2 separate regions of the Mus musculus genome follow, and region 2 is linked to region 1. The links are chromatin loops, found by intact Hi-C in ENCODE. Cell type or tissue: gastrocnemius. All regions are shown on one strand. Links, peaks and the distances in the headings refer to the core of each region. The heading gives the core; the rest is flanking DNA. Region 1 overlaps Zfp385b (zinc finger protein 385B). Region 2 has its middle 28 kb from the start of 4930440I19Rik.

Evidence for each region. A loop is a pair of places that touch in the nucleus more often than their neighbours do. Peaks named below come from ENCODE experiments on the same cell type or tissue, not always from the same donor. Only the 100,000 strongest peaks of a DNase experiment are listed, where the experiment ranks them.
Region 2: it touches region 1 in a loop (7-fold over the local background); 15 of 42 quality-filtered maps call a loop at or near these places.

The regions. Positions count from the first base shown.
Region 1 is chr2:77,791,602-77,799,946 of GRCm38, forward strand. The region is part of intron 1 of Zfp385b (zinc finger protein 385B); the gene reads right to left. Among named protein-coding and RNA genes, the nearest start is that of Zfp385b, 21 kb to the right of the region's middle. In gastrocnemius, for the core only: a CTCF peak has its summit at 4,714 (motif pointing right); DNase peaks (open chromatin) are centred at 4,778 and 5,831; H3K27ac peaks cover 346 bases.
Region 2 is chr2:78,018,680-78,027,024 of GRCm38, forward strand. No RefSeq gene overlaps it. Among named protein-coding and RNA genes, the nearest start is that of 4930440I19Rik, 28 kb to the right of the region's middle. In gastrocnemius, for the core only: a CTCF peak has its summit at 3,498 (motif pointing left); a DNase peak (open chromatin) is centred at 3,377.

The DNA.
Region 1 (8,345 bases), core at 150-8,149:
GGGAGTTGGGGGGGGGGGGGATCTGAGGGACTTTTGGGATAGCACTTGAAATGTAAATGAAGAAAATACCTAATTAAAAAAAAAAGACCTTTCCTCTGGAACAGAGAGTTGAACAAAGTGAGGGGTCCTGCTCACACAGGCCAGGGTTCCCCAGCCCATTTTCCAATCTTTACCCTATGCACTGGTAACAAGAGAAGGTTCAAAGGCACCACAGAGTAAGAGCCACATATTCAGGTCATCTGGACCTTTCCTAATCATGCAACCATGGCGCCTCAGCAAGTCTGCTCACCCTGCCTGCCTCATGGTAACCAAGTAGTGGGGGCTGCCTTCCTTTGCTATCCCTCTGCCCAGTGTCGTTACCAATACACAGGGATCCTTCCCCCCCTTCGCCAAGCCAGAGGACGTGCATATCACGCTGCCTTTCCAAAATATGGTCCTAGGGAAAAGGAAAGAACCTTGGACTCAGAGAAATAAAGATCAGGGATTATTTACAGTTAGATCTACAAGCAAATGATGGCTAATAAGAATACTAAAAGTGAGACTGAAAAAACTGCTCAGTCTAATAAGGTGCTTTCCACACAAGCACGAGAAACTGGAAGTTAGAGTCACCAACATATATGTTTGGAGGCACATGCCTGCCATCTCAGTGCTGGGGAGGTAGAGACAGGAAGATCTCTGGGTTTGCTAGCCAGTCAGACTAGGAGAATATACATACACAAGTGTACACTTACATGAATCTATGTATATGTGTATGTATGTATGTATGTGTGTGTGTGTGTGTGTGTGTGTGTGTGTGTATAACCCACACAAAATGTGTTCATACCCACATGAGCCCCCACCCCCAAACACACACAGATAATAATACATCAGAAATATCAGTCTTTCTTGTCTGTCATATTTGAGTACTATTTATGCATCTCTGAAAAAAAAATCTATTATTGGGAATGTTTTATAGGACTAGAGTCATAAAAACTGAGATTCACTAATTATCAAATATGCATGTTTGGGGGGTATAATTTGAACCAATAATGAAGAGATGGAAATTACTATAAACAGCAGTCTAGAACATGGTCTTTTGGCTTTCGTGTCACAAACCTGTGCCAACCTAAAGAATACTGACTGGATACTAGAAAAAGGCTAAAGAGAAAATACACAGAACTCCTACCTGGATTCTTTCTGCAGAGTTTTCATGAAGTCACATCGGACTCCAGAAGAGAACTGCTTAGGGGTAGCCTTCTCAGAGGGTCTGGCGTACCCTTAAAAGTTCACTTTGTTTTATTAGATGATCAAGCCAAAGCTCGAGACCCTGTGACATCACCAGAGAGGACCGTGTGCAGGTGGAGCTCCTCCCTTCTCTCATTAATTTTTATTCAAAAATGAATTGAAATATTTCCCAGTCAATGGACCACATTAGAAAAATGAATAGTGCCCTTATTTAAAGTTACTTTTCAATGTAACATTACATTTTGTAGTTTCATGATGTTTGAAATATTAGGCAAAATACAAAACAGATATTTTGTGCTCAGTTCAATTGTTTCTCATTTAAATCTTGGTCGTTTGCGGGCACTAAAAGTTCTGTTTTGGTTGGCCAACTGTGTCGGTTAGGGTCCCAAATTGGAAAGAAATATAAGTTCTGAGTTGGGAGAATTGGAAAAGGTTTGTTTCTAAGTGACTACGTACAGGTACACAATCAGGATGTGGAAGAAACACAGGGATGCTCCAGGAGCAACTGCCCTGACCCAAAACGAAGACAGAAGGCAAATGGGAGGACACCACCTTGCCTTGCAGGGTGCAGTGACATTCACAGGAGCCAAGAGAGCCCTCGGTGTTTCTAGAGAAAGATCGAGGGAACTAACACCCTGATCTTAATCTCTTCTGCCTTCCTATCTCCTGCCAAATTTACCTTTAACTACGACTAAACTGGAGGGAGAGGGTAGGAGAGTTAGGTGGCGGACTGAACTCTCAGCCCAGCAGACGACAGGAAGAAGTGAGTACAGACCCAGAAGATCCGACTGAAGTTATCCACACAAGCAGAAACTGGTGTGTGCCCCTGATACCTATGGAGGCCAGAAGAAGGCATCCAGGAACCTGGGGCGGGAATTACAGGCAGCTGGTAACTGCCATGAGGGTACTGGGAACGGAATTCAGGCACCGTGCAAGAGCAGCCAGAGCTCTTACCTGCTGAACTATCTCTCTAGCTCCCTTCAACGTATTTTGAAGCATCAAGAGAATTCACATAGGTTGGAAGCAGGTGCCCCAGTACTGCCTGCATTGTGCCATGAGTCCTTTAGGGCACATCGATGTTGGCTGAGCATGGCACGATCTTGCTAAGGAAGAGCCACTTATTTCTCATCACATCAAGCTACATCCATATTCAGGACAATTCTGACAAGAGGCTCTGAGCCCTCTGCAAAAGAGTCTGGATTGTCTGTGGGAAAACTTGAACCATCTGAGCTGTTTGATCAGAGCAATCTCATGATCGAGTTTTCCTTTAGAAACATATTTTTGGTAACACTGCAGAGCTGAGATCGGCTGATGAAGTAAAGAGTGAAAACGGGAGACCATTTAGAAAGTCGTTGCAATAACCCAGGAGAGAGAGAAACTCAGTAGCAACACTCTGTGGCTTTCACTGTTTCAATCCCTGGTGCCCTATACTTTGTGATATAGAAGGAGGGATATGAAATTTTCTCCTCCAATTTTGAGGTTTCTATACTGTCCCATTGATTTCTCTTGATTTCTTGCTGCCGTAACCCATCATTCACCCAGCACTATTGAATCTGACTTTCAATAACTTGAGAGTGTTTCCTCCTCTTCCTGACAATGAGTTGATAAAGGTTACATTTATCCTGCAGACCATAATTTCCAAACTAGGCAGAAACTGTTCTTGGAGGATTCTGTGAAAAAGGAAGGCTTCTTGCCAAATACCCCTGTAAGACCCTGGGATATGCAACTTTAAGAAGCTTATTTTCCTGAGCTTCTAAGAATTCTCATGTGAATTGTAAGTTCTGAGGGAGGGCGGGCCGAATTCAACAAGTGACCCTGATTTGTAGAAAACATGTTGGAAAACAGTGATTCCCTCTCAAAACAGTATGCAAAATGCTGGCGTAAGCAATCTCAGGGTTTTCTCTAATTTCCTTAAAACTTTGCTCTTTGACAAAATAGGTGATATCCTAGAGACCAATAAGAAACAAAGCAAAACAAAACCTCAGTTGCAATAATCATCGCAAGGACAAACAGTGCTCTCCAGCGTAGACTTTTTTTATATTTGCTGCTCCAGGAAATGGTTTGGATAGCACAAAGGGGGCGGGGGAAAGAGATCAATTCTTTTGGTGGGAATTTCAAACATTAGGACAGGGAATTCATGGGCACCTGACTGGAGCAAACCTTTGCATACTCCATCTTGACATAAGGAAGAGGTATCAGGGCACAGGGGTTGTTGATCAAACACGGAGAATTCTAATCCAGGAAGGGCCTTATGTCCAGCTGTCCACAACCATGCACTGAGCCTTGATAGGAAGAAAAGCAACTGGAGCCCTAGATGTCTTGATAGGGACCTACCAACCAAGAGAACCTATGACTTCCAGCAAGTTAGAGCCCTGGGAAAACAGCACATTGCAACTCAAACTGTGGAAATACAACCCCATGTTTATGCAACATTCCTCAATACTGGCACGCTGACATTTCTGGTCTGGATAATTCTTGTTATGGGGCTGCTGTTTGTATGTGGTGGTATGTTCACCAGCATCCTTGCCTCTGTCTATCAGGTGTCTAGAATGCATTCCTCTCCAGACCCCCAGCTGTGAAAACCAGAAATATTTCTAGGCATTGATCAAATGTCTCCTCCAGGAAAATCCCCTGCTAACACCCACTGGTTTAAGTAGCCATAGACAGCCCCAGAGAGATCCTAGATGTGAGATGTGAGAAGCTGAATGAGTCCAGAGCGACCAGATGGATGATGTCCTAGAGGCCAATGAGAAACGACGCAGAACCTCGGTGGCAAAAGTCATCTCAAGGACAAACAGTGCTCTCCGGCAGGTGCCCTGACAATGCAGATGTCAGAAAAGAAAACAAGCTCAGAACTAGGGAGGACTGGAAGCCAAGCCACTCAGGTTCAACTGCTGGACATGACTCAACTCTCTGGCTCTCAGTTCCCCCAGATCTCTAAGATGGAGATAACAGCAGTAGGATTACCATGGCAATTAAATGAGTAAATATGTAATTACGTTTTGAATAATTAGGTGGCCTTTACTATCTATACAATCCCCTGGGATTAAATCTAAGTCATAGGGGAGTGTGACAATGAATTATAAATCAATTTTCAGCCTCAATTCAAAGGAGGTTCACAGCCGAAACAGAAACTCATGGAATGTAGATAAGTTATTTTTATATAACAACTTGTGTTCAGGAATTTATCTCCAGTACACTTTGTTTCTTTGCGCCCTGTACAACTTCCCTGTCTCTGCCCGCTTAGTGTGCCTTCATACTGCCACCGCTGGGGTTGTTTGAAGTGAAAACTAACCAGAAAGGGGTTTTCTACTGTCTAGAGAGCCATGGTCCCACAGACACGTAAAGAATACAAGGTATGTGAGGAGGGCCCAGCATAAGACTCTGTGGCCTGCTTCTGTGTTGTCTATTTTAGACTTTGTGCTTTTGTGTAGATTTTTATGTGGAAGCTTTTCAATGCTTCTTTGAAAGTCACTGGGCCAAAGAAACTCCACCAGGTGGCAGTCAAGGCTCCCCGAGTGCAGCCCTTGCCCCTCCCTCCATCTGCTTACAGGGACCTCGGGATACATTTATGGTCCATGCCCAGGAACATGGGTTGGCACTGTGGGGCTGGCAACATCACAGTTTGACTGACAATCTCACCTTGGAAAGCTCTTCTCCATTGTCTGCCAGTGAAAAGTCCTTAAAGCGGTCCTCTGATTCAAATTTTTAAGCTGCAAAATTTGCTCTGATTTTGATTTTTAAGAGCAAGCTGATGGCATGGAATTCTCTCTAGATGTTGGTGTTGACAGTCCTGAAGGGCGTGCTTTGGAATTCTCTACGAAGGACAGGGACCCACAGTCTTCTAAGGCGTTTCATTCTCTGTCTAGCCCCACGTCCCCAAACTCAAGTCGTTTCCCAGTACTGGGGTACCTTAAAGGATCCACTAACAGTAGAAGGGAACATGTCTGGATGGACTCTGTCGTTTTTCCCAAAGGTTCCTGTGCAGATAATTCCTTCCAAGGACCCTAGAATGTTACAGCCAGCCTCTTCCAGTGCGGGCAACCTGGGCTTCTTCTCAGTGACGAACCTACTCCCTGAGGCAAGCAGAGGTTGGGAGGCCTAGCTACTTGTTGGGAAAGGACAAAGCATAAAACACAGCCACATCACTAAACAAACAAACAAACAAAATAAGCACTCTACCTGCCTGGTATCTCTCTGAACGACAGCTTCTTCACACTTTTACTGAATAAGTCTGGTGCTTGGATCAGAAGGCACTAGTAATAATAAAAGTGTAACTAGGAAATGCATGTATGTTGAAGAACTACTTTACAAATTAAATACTGCCTGAGCTATTCACTTTACGGCTAGACAGATGACTGGCTGATTGATTGATATCCCATAGAGGTAACTATTAGGTAGGGGCATCTTGCTCATCAAGTTGTTCTCTAAACTGTGAATGCATTCATTCAGTGACAGGACATACTGATATGCCCTCAAGAGGCTCAACATCCATTGTCTCCATCCGTGCATATGTCTCTTGTCCTTCAGTTCACTGCCACGGCCCATCAGAACAGCTCCTCCCTGGTCCCATTTGGCAGTCAGTATCAAGACTGCTGCTGATTCTCCATCTGTCAAACTCAATCTACCTTCCACATCGAGGGAGGACATGGAGTGTGGACTAAGAAAAGAACAAAGGGAGCGGGCTGGCTTCACCCTGGATGTGGTCCACTTTAAAGGGACCAGGAGTCCCGGAGACATGGAAAATTCCCTAGCAGGACTTGCTTTGTGGAAGTCTGACTAGAACCAAACAGCCAGGAACATAACAGCTCTACATAGAGCAGCTTTTGTACTGTTTTCCTAGCTACACAAATTCCTCTTAACCTCCAACGAGGAGACAGTACTCTGCTGGGAGCTATTTCAGAATTCTGTACAATGCGCTCCAAGTCCTTGTTATGGGAGATAGATCCAGAGGAAACACCTAGTCCTAGTTGGCCACTTAGATGGGCTGAAATGGCTTCTCACTCCTTGAAAATAACCAACTGAAACTGCCTCTTGCATTGGCTACCTGTGTGACCCACCAATGAGGACTTTTACATTTCTTTGGTCTGTGCTTTCAACTATAAAAATAATAATTTGGAATATCTGACCTCAAAATTCCTTTCTGCTCTTTCTTTACAGTTTTCAGAATCAGTGAGCCTCAAGTTCAAGACTGTGTCCTGGCAGGTATTATATTTTTATAACTTAAAATTCCTCAAGAATGGAAGCATCCATTTCACTACCTGTAAATGGTGGTGTTGACACTGTCTAACATGTTATCAAATGATTCATGTTAAATGTTTAAAATACCAGCATACACAGTTAGGCATCTCATGGCCTCTGTTCACTACTGCTGTTATTATCTCTGCAGGTTTGGAACCAAAGAGAAGGAAAGTGGAAGATAAACACATCGTAACTGCTCAGCCAGAGGAACCGTTTTAATAAGGAGTAAAACCGTTTGGCTTACTAACAGCGTAAGACGAAGCGCAGTGAATCAGTCTGACTCTGTAGGCATGCAAACACACAAAGCATGTTTAACAATGGGCTGAGAAAAAAATGCTACCACTACTGATCTCGAATTTCATCATTCTCAGAATGTACATGAAAACCTAATACACTCAGCACTGTGTAAAATAATAACTACCTTATGAGTGGTCATGTCTATAAACAACTGAACTTGAAGAACCATTTTCCAGACTTTAGCTACTTCATCATCTTTCTCTGTGACCTTGTCTTGGTGACATCCGGATCTACTTGGGATCTTCCTTCCTTCTATGGGGAGTCTGGACACTCACTATACATAAAGAGAATCTCTGATGCAACTGATCACCTCATCACAGAAACTATCCCCAAATTCTGAAGGTGGCAATGTTTCAAGGTGCTCTTTGGTACAGTCTGGAGAGAGGCCTATGATAGTCGTACTTCTGGTTTTGAACAAGTCAAGGTCTTAAGTACGTAGCAAGCAAAAGTGAAGGAACAAATAACAACTAGGAGATAGCATAAACATTATCAGATCAGCTCACAGCACCCAGCAGATAACTAGAGAAGACCGGGTGAACAAGGGTAACGCCATCAATTTTGCGGCTTACAAGCATCTGGTAGCCGAGGCAGTCAGGTGGAGTGTCTGACGATCTCTCCACAGATGAGCTTCCCATGGCTGACCTCCCATCTCTCCCTGTTCTCACTGCAAGCATTTTTACATCATGGAATACATAACAGTTACCTCTGTTGGAAATGGCTTACTATCTAGCTGTTCCCAAGAACACAATGTTATTACTCTTGGCATGTTTCACTATTCCCTTCCCTCCCTTTTTTAGTTAGGAAGACACTTTGAGACAAAGATATCTGAGTCTGAATTGCGGGAGCCAAGCCTGCTTCCAGAGCCAACTCATCAATGGCCTGAAACAACACAGCACAATTTATCAATATCATGAGTATTTCATGGTCAGAAGAATGGATCAGTATATCCACTCTCAAACGGTTTCTATATAGTATACCCTACAGAAAATCATTGACACAGATTTACTTAAACACACAGCCTGTTCCAGTTCCCTTGTTTGGTAAACAATGTGATCAGAGAGAATGCAACAAGAATACAAAATAAAAACTAATATTTATCCAGTGGTACACAATGTGGCATAATATAAAGACAGCCTCAAGAAATAAAAATTTTCAACCAAAACTAGGCTGTGGTTAGTGAGGCAGATTGACTGAGGGTCCTCACACAGAATAAAAATGTTATTTTACCTGTAAACCTGAGAGCAAGTGCCCCTAAATTGATGGAACCAGAGATCACTGATCAGGCTGTCATCCAAAGGGCATGATGCAGTTCCTTCCCCTATAAAAGGTTTATCTGGATCACAGGCATCCTAGTTTATTATGCTATGTTCTTGAGGATCTGTGGATCATCTTCCATTGTCCTGGCATGTATGTGCAAAACACCATGTGCACACATGGCCTCTTCAGACTCACATAAGAGTGATCACTAGAGGGTCCTAGATACTGCCAAAGAAATGCAGGGACTTTATCCACTGTCCCTTTATTTATGCCATAACATTGGGTGCTTTCAGAGCAAAATGAATCGCTATAGTCCCTGTTCCACT
Region 2 (8,345 bases), core at 110-8,109, 230 kb after region 1:
GAACACTCCTCCATTGTTGGTGGGAGTGCAGGCTTGTACAACCACTCTGGAAATCAGTCTGGCGGTTCCTCAGAAAACTGGACATAGTACTACCGGAGGATCCAGCAATACCTCTCCTGGGCATATATCCAGAAGATGCCCCAACAGGTAAGAAGGACACATGCTCCACTATGTTCATAGCAGCCTTATTTATAATAGCCAGAAGCTGGAAAGAACCTAGATGCCCCTCAACAGAGGAATGGATACAGAAAATGTGGTACATCTACACAATGGAGTACTACTCAGCTATTAAAAAGAATGAATTTATGAAATTCCTAGCCAAATGGATGGACCTGGAGGGCATCATCCTGAGTGAGGTAACACATTCACAAAGAAACTCACACAATATGTATTCACTGATAAGTGGATATTAGCCCCAAACCTAGGATACCCAAGATATAAGATATAATTTGCTAAACACATGAAACTCAAGGAGAATGAAGACTGAAGTGTGGACACTATGCCCCTCCTTAGATTTGGGAACAAAACACCCATGGAAGGAGTTACAGAGACGGAGTTTGGAGCTGAGATGAAAGGATGGACCATGTAGAGACTGCCATAGCCAGGGATCCACCCCATAATCAGCATCCAAACGCTGACACCATTGCATACACTAGCAAGATTTTATTGAAAGGACGCAGATGTAGCTGTCTCTTGTGAGACTATGCCGGGGCCCAGCAAACACAGAAGTGGATGCTCACAGTCAGCTAATGGATGGATCATAGGGCTCCCAATGGAGGAGCTAGAGAAAGTAGCCAAGGAGCTAAAGGGATCTGCAACCCTATAGGTGGAACAACATTATGAGCTAACCAGTACCCCGGAGCTCTTGACTCTAGCTGCATATATATCAAAAGATGGCCTAGTCGGCCATCACTGGAAAGAGAGGCCCATTGGACTTGCAAACTTTATATGCCCCAGTACAGGGGAATACCAGGGCCAAAAAGGGGGAGTGGGTGGGCAGGGGAGTGGGGGTGGGTGGATATGGGGGACTTTTGGTATAGCATTGGAAATGTAAATGAGTTAAATACCTAATAAAAAATGGAAAAAAAAAAACTTCACTTATAACTTAGTTATGGTTTTAAACCTTCAGTGAACCTGTGGAGCTGAGACAAGTGATGGGTGTTTAGCCAGATAATTACTCCTAATGGATATGCATGCAAACATTCTCTGGTGTAAACTTCTATTTCAATTTATGATTTGATTTTCTGTGTGAACTTTTGAAGAACTTTTTAACATGTGATCACGCATTCTGAATGATGTTTAAGGGCTGAGGACAAAGAGAAGAGTCAGATTTGAGGAACTGAGATGAGGGGAGCGGAGGTGAGAAGAACTGAGCTGAGGAGAAGTTTTAAGACAGAACACTTTTTAGATTAGAAGGAAAATGCAGAGTGGAATAACTTAGAAATTATAGGTAACATAAAATACTAAGAGAGCAAAGTTCAGAATGCAGAGGGAAAGAGGAAAAAAGATGTCACAGAGCCGAAGGAGCAGGCAGGCTTCTCCTTACCATGGGACAGAACAGGTCCTATGATAAGGACAAGGCAGGTTTAGTTTTATTAAAATAAACAAAGCTTTTTTTCTTTCAAACATGGGTTTAATTCACTTAGCATTAAAAGGGTAGAAGCCTTTTCTTTCTCTATGTAATAAAGATTGGAGCAGCTAGAACTGACCCTAACCAGTTCTGAGGCTGAAGCAGGTTTATTTTTCCCTAGTATGCTTTTATACCATTTTGATACATGATCGTAATAAGTTCAGTTCTAGGTTAAGGAACAAGCAAGGTAATAAACACAAATAGTCAAGGAACAAACAAGACAATAAACAAAGTCCAGCGATCATTGCTTCTAAGGGCTTACTTATCAAGCTATCTGAGCCTACTTTCCTGTCATAACCCAAAGTCATATTCTTACCTGAAGCCTACTTCTTTGTTCTAGGCTAAAATCAGATTCCTGCCTGATCTTACTTCCCTGTCCTGGCCCAATGTCAAATTCCTGCCTGAAGTCCATTTCCTTGTCCTGGCCCAATGTCAATTTCCTGCCAAGTGGGCCCCCAAAAGCTCTCCACGCAAAACTCCGAATTTAATGCCAGATCTCTGTAAGTTTGAGGTCAGCATGGCTTACACAGTGAGTTCCAGAACAGCCATGGCTACATAGTAAGACTCTGTCTCAACCATCCAAACCAACACATGAACAAAAAAAAATTAATTTAAACACCTGTGGTTTCCTGCATGTCTTTGAGAAACAAGCAGCCATGGATAGAAGGTATCTAAAAATAGACTTTGCATCAAACTGATAGAGCTTTCTCAATGTTTTCCTAGATTATAAAATGAAATAGTCTTCCATAGTTTTCAGTCAAGTTCCCTTCCTTTGGAGGTGGTAGAAGCTGGGTTAGAGTGTAGAGGATCTTGAGACCCCCCTTCCCCCCTCAAACCATGCAGTTTCCCCAGCCCTAGGGCAATAGTTGTGGAATATTTGAACATGCATCTTGAATTGTAGTCTAGACCTAGCCCTGCAGGGAGCAGTGGACCCTGCTTGCAGATGTTGCCCTGGCTCTGGACTTAGTCTTTTGGAGTTTAATTTTGGCTCCATCTCAGCCCTCGCTGTTTATCTAATTGCGTTTCAGGACTACAACCTATCTAGGTGTAAATAATGAGCTAACTGTGACTTAATGTGTTTGGCAAAGGGAGAATGTCATTTCCCCAAGGAGGTTAGTCTACTTTGCCCTCTGACTTATGCTTTGTCTCATTTCTGTTATTGATAGGCTTGACTCATGCTGCTGCTATGTCTTCTGTATTTACTCTTTCAGCCTTAGAGCGGGTATCCCTACTGACCTCTGAATTGACCCCTGAATAAGAAGTCATTAGCACCATCATATAAAGAACTATGGAGTTATATATCTATTGCATCTGTACTTTTAAACTGAAGTTCCTATAAGTCAGTACTGTAAGCATGGAGTGGGGAGCACTTGGGAAAGGATTCCTGCTGTCTGTTTCCAAGGAGACAACGATTTTCTTTACTTGACATTTCCCAAATGGACCCTATTAGGGTGGTGAAGTAACACTTAGTCTTGTTTCTCTCACACCCACTAATTGCTGCTGTTGTTACAACAGCAATGTGTTCTCTGACCTGCTTATAACACCAAGACAGCTTTGGTAACCAGAGCCAGAACCATGTATTTGTTTTGTTTTGTTTTGTTTTGTTTTTCCATTCTGTTGGCAACAATACATCCCTCCAGCCGTTTTACCCGGTGACCTTGTTTGGGGAATTATTTGAGTGTTTTCAGAGGTGTAATGCCATGATCCCCCACCCCAGTGGTTGTGAGCTGGTCTTGACATGGATGCTAAGTCCCTGGAATCTAGACCTGAGAAGGGATGCCGCATCGCTTTATCCCAGCATATTGAGGGCTTAGGGCCGAGGAATTTCAAAAAGAAATACTGACCCCTTGTGGTATGATATTATATTCTAGTCAATCAGGTGAAGAAAAGTTTGGAAATTCAGAATCTTCCTTAAATATAGTGAATTTTGCTTAAAATGACACAAAATGATGCTGAGTGTATACAGTAGTTTACATGCTAATTAGTAACAATAGGAAAGGGGACAGAATGACTATTTTATACAGCCATACAGGGAATAACATATATGTTGCATTTTTAAAAAGCTTTATATTGGCAAATCTCCTTAGGGTCTTTGCTTTAATATTCTCACATAATTCCATCAGGAAAAATCCCATCCATAATAGTTGATTTTATAGAGTGCTTTTCACATGAAAGAAAATGTCTTCACATGTGACCTTATTTGCTCTTCATACCAACTGAGGCAAAGTGTGGCTGTTCTTTGTAGTTTAAAGAAAAAAAAAACATTAGGAAAGTTTAGTAACTGATCCAAATGAATATAATTAGAAAGCCTGAGCTGACACAATGGTGGCACACACCTCTAATCCCAGGACTTGAGAGGCAGAGGCACGTGGATCTCTGTGAGTTCAAGGCCAGCCTGGTCTACAGAGCAAGTTCTAGGGCAGTCAAAGGTACACAGAGAAACTCTGTCTTGAAAATCCAACCAAACCAAACGCAGCCAATCAACCAACCAACCAAACAACCAACTTAACCAAATGACTAAGGCCTGATTAGACATCTAAATATTAGAAGGGTGTGTCTAAATACAGCGCAGCGCTTCTGGTTTTAGGGTGAAGAGCTTCTATTTGGAAAGACACAGGGAGCACACAGATGCTCACATTGCAGAACTGGGGCTACCAAGTCACTTATCAATCAAACTAATGAAGACATCTTCAGTGTGATAACTCCAGATGCCACACAGATTTCTTTGTCTAGTGGAACAACATTAGATTGTTCACGCCATTTGGTGTGTACAATTTGTGCCCTCAGCAGGTGTGGTGCAATAGTGCCAAGCTAAGGGCATATTTGCAGAAATCATTTGAGTTTAAAAAATAAGTTAGAAGCTGGGCATGGTGGTGTATGCCTTTAATCTCAGCACTCAGGAGGCAGAGGCAAAGGTTCAAGGCCAACTTGGTCTACAGAGTGAGTTCCAGAACAGCTCATGCTGTTACACAAAGAAATCCTGTCGTGGAAAAAGAAATAAAGAATAATTCAGAGAGAACTACATCTACACATTATGCAGAAATGATAAATTGATATAGTATTATATCACTCAAGCATTTTATTTCTTGTATGCTTGTTTTACTGGAATGAACTCCCGGCATTAAAATATTAAACAATATAGGAAAAAGATAAAAAGTAAGTTTTACTCAAATCTCATTCTCCTCACCCATAATAATAACTTTTACTGTGGTGTATATTTTCCAGTCAATTTTCTATCTATTTATACATATTTGCATACATATGAGCAAATATATTATTTTCTGAGAAAATATGTGAGATCTACTTATTCTTTTCTGCTTTTCCCCACTGATAATACACTAGCTATTTTACACACAGTATACCTTGACCGTCAGTACAACCCTTTTATGAACCCTTTTATGAATATATGCATATGTGAACATGTGTATTTTTGCATATATGAATATATGTATATATGTGTATATCCATATGTGTATTTAATGGAATTTTCTTATTAAAATATATTTCATAGTTTGCAGAAATCATTTGAGTTTAAGAAATAATTTAGAAGCCAGGCATGGTGGTGTGTGTACACGTCTTTAATCTCAGCACTCAGGAGGTAGAGGCATTGCATCATATATTGTATCATTATTATATATATATGCATATGGCATACATCATATATACATTATATATGTATATATATACACACATATTGCACTAATATGTGTCTGCACATCTGTGGGTATGCAGATATATTTGGACATGTGAGTGTGGAGGCTGATGTTGAGATGGACTGCTCTTTTCCTCATTTATTGAGGCCATCTCAAATGAACCAAAGCTTACTGCCATAGCTGATATAATTTGCCAGTTTGCTCAGGGAGATGCTCATTTCTGCCTTCTCAGCACTAGATTTGCCCACGGAGTGCCACACACACCTGGGATTTACATGGTGGCTGGAGATCTGAACTCTGACCCTCACATTGTCAAGGGAATCATTTTATCCACAGAATCATCTTCCAAGGCCCATGGATGGATAGACTGGATAATTTTTTTTTTAAATTTGTTTATTTTGTTTTGAGAAAGGGTTTGTTTGGCTTACAATCCCACATTGCAGTCCATCATTGTGGGAAAGTCAAGACAGGAACTTGAAGCAGAAACTTCCACTGTCAGAGGAAAGCTGAGAATTAATACACACATGCATACTTAGCATTCCGTTCTTACTCTCCATTCATTCTTACATACTCCAGGACCCAAACCCAGAGACATCTGTGACGAGCTTGGTCTTCCACATAAATTAATCAAGATACCCCCACCTCCCAAGACATGTCTGCAGGTCAACCGGATCTAGAAGGTTCCTCACTGAAACTAGACTCTAGATCATGTCAAGTTGACCATTGAAGCTAATCACAAAGGGACTTAGGCTTCGACCCAACCACATGAGGCTGACCTGACTATGGCTGCTAATTGAAAGTTTCCATCAGAAGGAATCAGCACTGAGTCGCTGATTTAACACTATTCCCCAGCAGGGCCAACCAGGGTCTTCGTGACAGACTGACTAAACTGAACCACTTCCGTTGTGGAAAGGGCAGAGCCTTTTCCTTTCTAGGCTAATCATTCTTTTATGAATAATTTTTTTAATTTTGAAAATTTCATACATTTATACAGTATTTACTGATCATGAGTATGGGTACTTCTGAAATCTCTACTCTATAGATGATCTATTTTTCTCTAGTCTAAGACTTTAAACATTATACAATCTTAGAGGAAATCATAAACTCGGGAATGTGGCAGCCCAAATACCTCAGGCTTATCTACTTTTATATTTTCTCATCTTTAGTCCCTTTAATGCTGTCCCCATGATTTTTGGTCTCCACAGCTAGTGGCCATTACTATGTAAGAGTTCTTGGAATTGAACTTAACTTACTTGCTTTATGCTGCTCTGGCTTAAACAATAGTACCTCTAAAAGCATAGCTACTGCATGAAACACACACAGATTCACACACCTTTATATTTACATATTATCTTTTACCTTATTGGATATAAAATATGTAATTACACTCAGTAAAATGAAAGTTATTCTTTTGTGTATCACTAAGGTCATATCACAGTAGGTTATGAATATTGTTCTTATTTCAATAAGCCCCAACCTAAAGAGCAGGCTTTTCTTGTCTTGCTCTGTGATGTGATGCAGGTTTGAACACCCAAACCTTCAATCTCTTCATTTCCCATTCTGCTTTTTTGTTCCAGGTTGTACTTAGACTTTTCCTTACAATTTAGTGTCCTGTGCTGCGCTTGCCACCTGACAGGAACCCAATGAACAATTATTAACTTATGAACATGATGCTTTCAAATATATGTTGAGGCATCCGATTACATTAAATTGGCCTTTCCAATCTTATCTATATTTTACCCAACTTGGAAAGATATAGCAGAGATTCACAATTCTAGCACATACACCGTATGTTCACTTTGTCTTAAAAACATTAAAATGGAAAAGAAAAATCACCCGTGTTATCGTTTATATTTCTGAGACTATTGAGACTCAAGGATAACAAACATTTACCAGCGACTGCAGAGTGCATTTGTCTGATTGCTTGCCGGTCTGTGCGCCCAACACTCTCTGCCGAGATTTCTGGTCCAGGCAGTTCCAGCGAGGGGGAAGTGCAATTGCTGCAGCTGCTCTGGTGCTGCTGCTGTCCTGCTGCACTGAGCCTCCGGAGCTGGTAGAGGGCTCAGCTAGTAAGCAGAGGTGCAGGGGAGCTTCTAGCATCGAAAGCGTTCTTTCCCCAGGAAGTGTTACAGCTCTTACAGGACAGACGGATGCTCTTAGGCGATGGAGTAATTCTCACACATCTTTATTCCTTCTGGATAGGATTGTATATATATAGTTTTGGGATGGGTTGGGGTCTGACAGCTGGTGTGGTGTTTCCTGTTGACTTTGTCTGAGATCTTAAGGGTGCCTCATCTACATGTGGCGGGGTTTGGGGGCCCTGCCCCTATGTGGCTGATAGTCACAATTCTCTTTGGTGGGTTTGGGGAGGCTATGACTGCGTGACAGGGGCCTAGTGTTTGGAGCAGGTGAAGCTCCTTCTGCCTGTTTGAGTTCAGGGGCTCCAACCTTACCAGGTTTCCTCTCATGGTCCACTGCCTCACAATTCTTGATTCTGAACTCAGGCAACTTGACTACTAAGTCAGTCCTGCAATCTTGAGAATATTTCCTTACCGTTAATACCACTGACTGCTGTCCACTTCCTTCCCCACTCTACTTCCCTGTCAAGTACAATCCTACGTATACATATACTCAACCCTACAATAGCACTCAGCCTCTGGACTAGTCTGAGGCATTGAGCTGGAGACTTTGTTTGTAATTATGTAATATAAGTTAGAATCAGTAACGATATAAGCTGTAACATATTTTTCCAACTTAAAGCAATAATACACTTTAATTTTTGCAGCCTAATAGGAAGGTCACATATTTTGGACTCATCGTTTATATTATAAAAACACAGTGTACTTTTGTCTATGTGGTTTGGACTATGGTGGGCAAGTTTGGATTTCACAATCAAGCAAGGGCTGCATTAAGAGCACCAAAAATATTTCATTGATGTTGTATTCCAAAGCTAATTTATAGAGGCAGGCATATTTGGCAAAAGATGTAAGGTCTGATTGAAAGGAATCAGAGGAGAGCAGTGTGTTGTGGGTAATGGTGTGTAATCTGATAAGCCGTTTCCA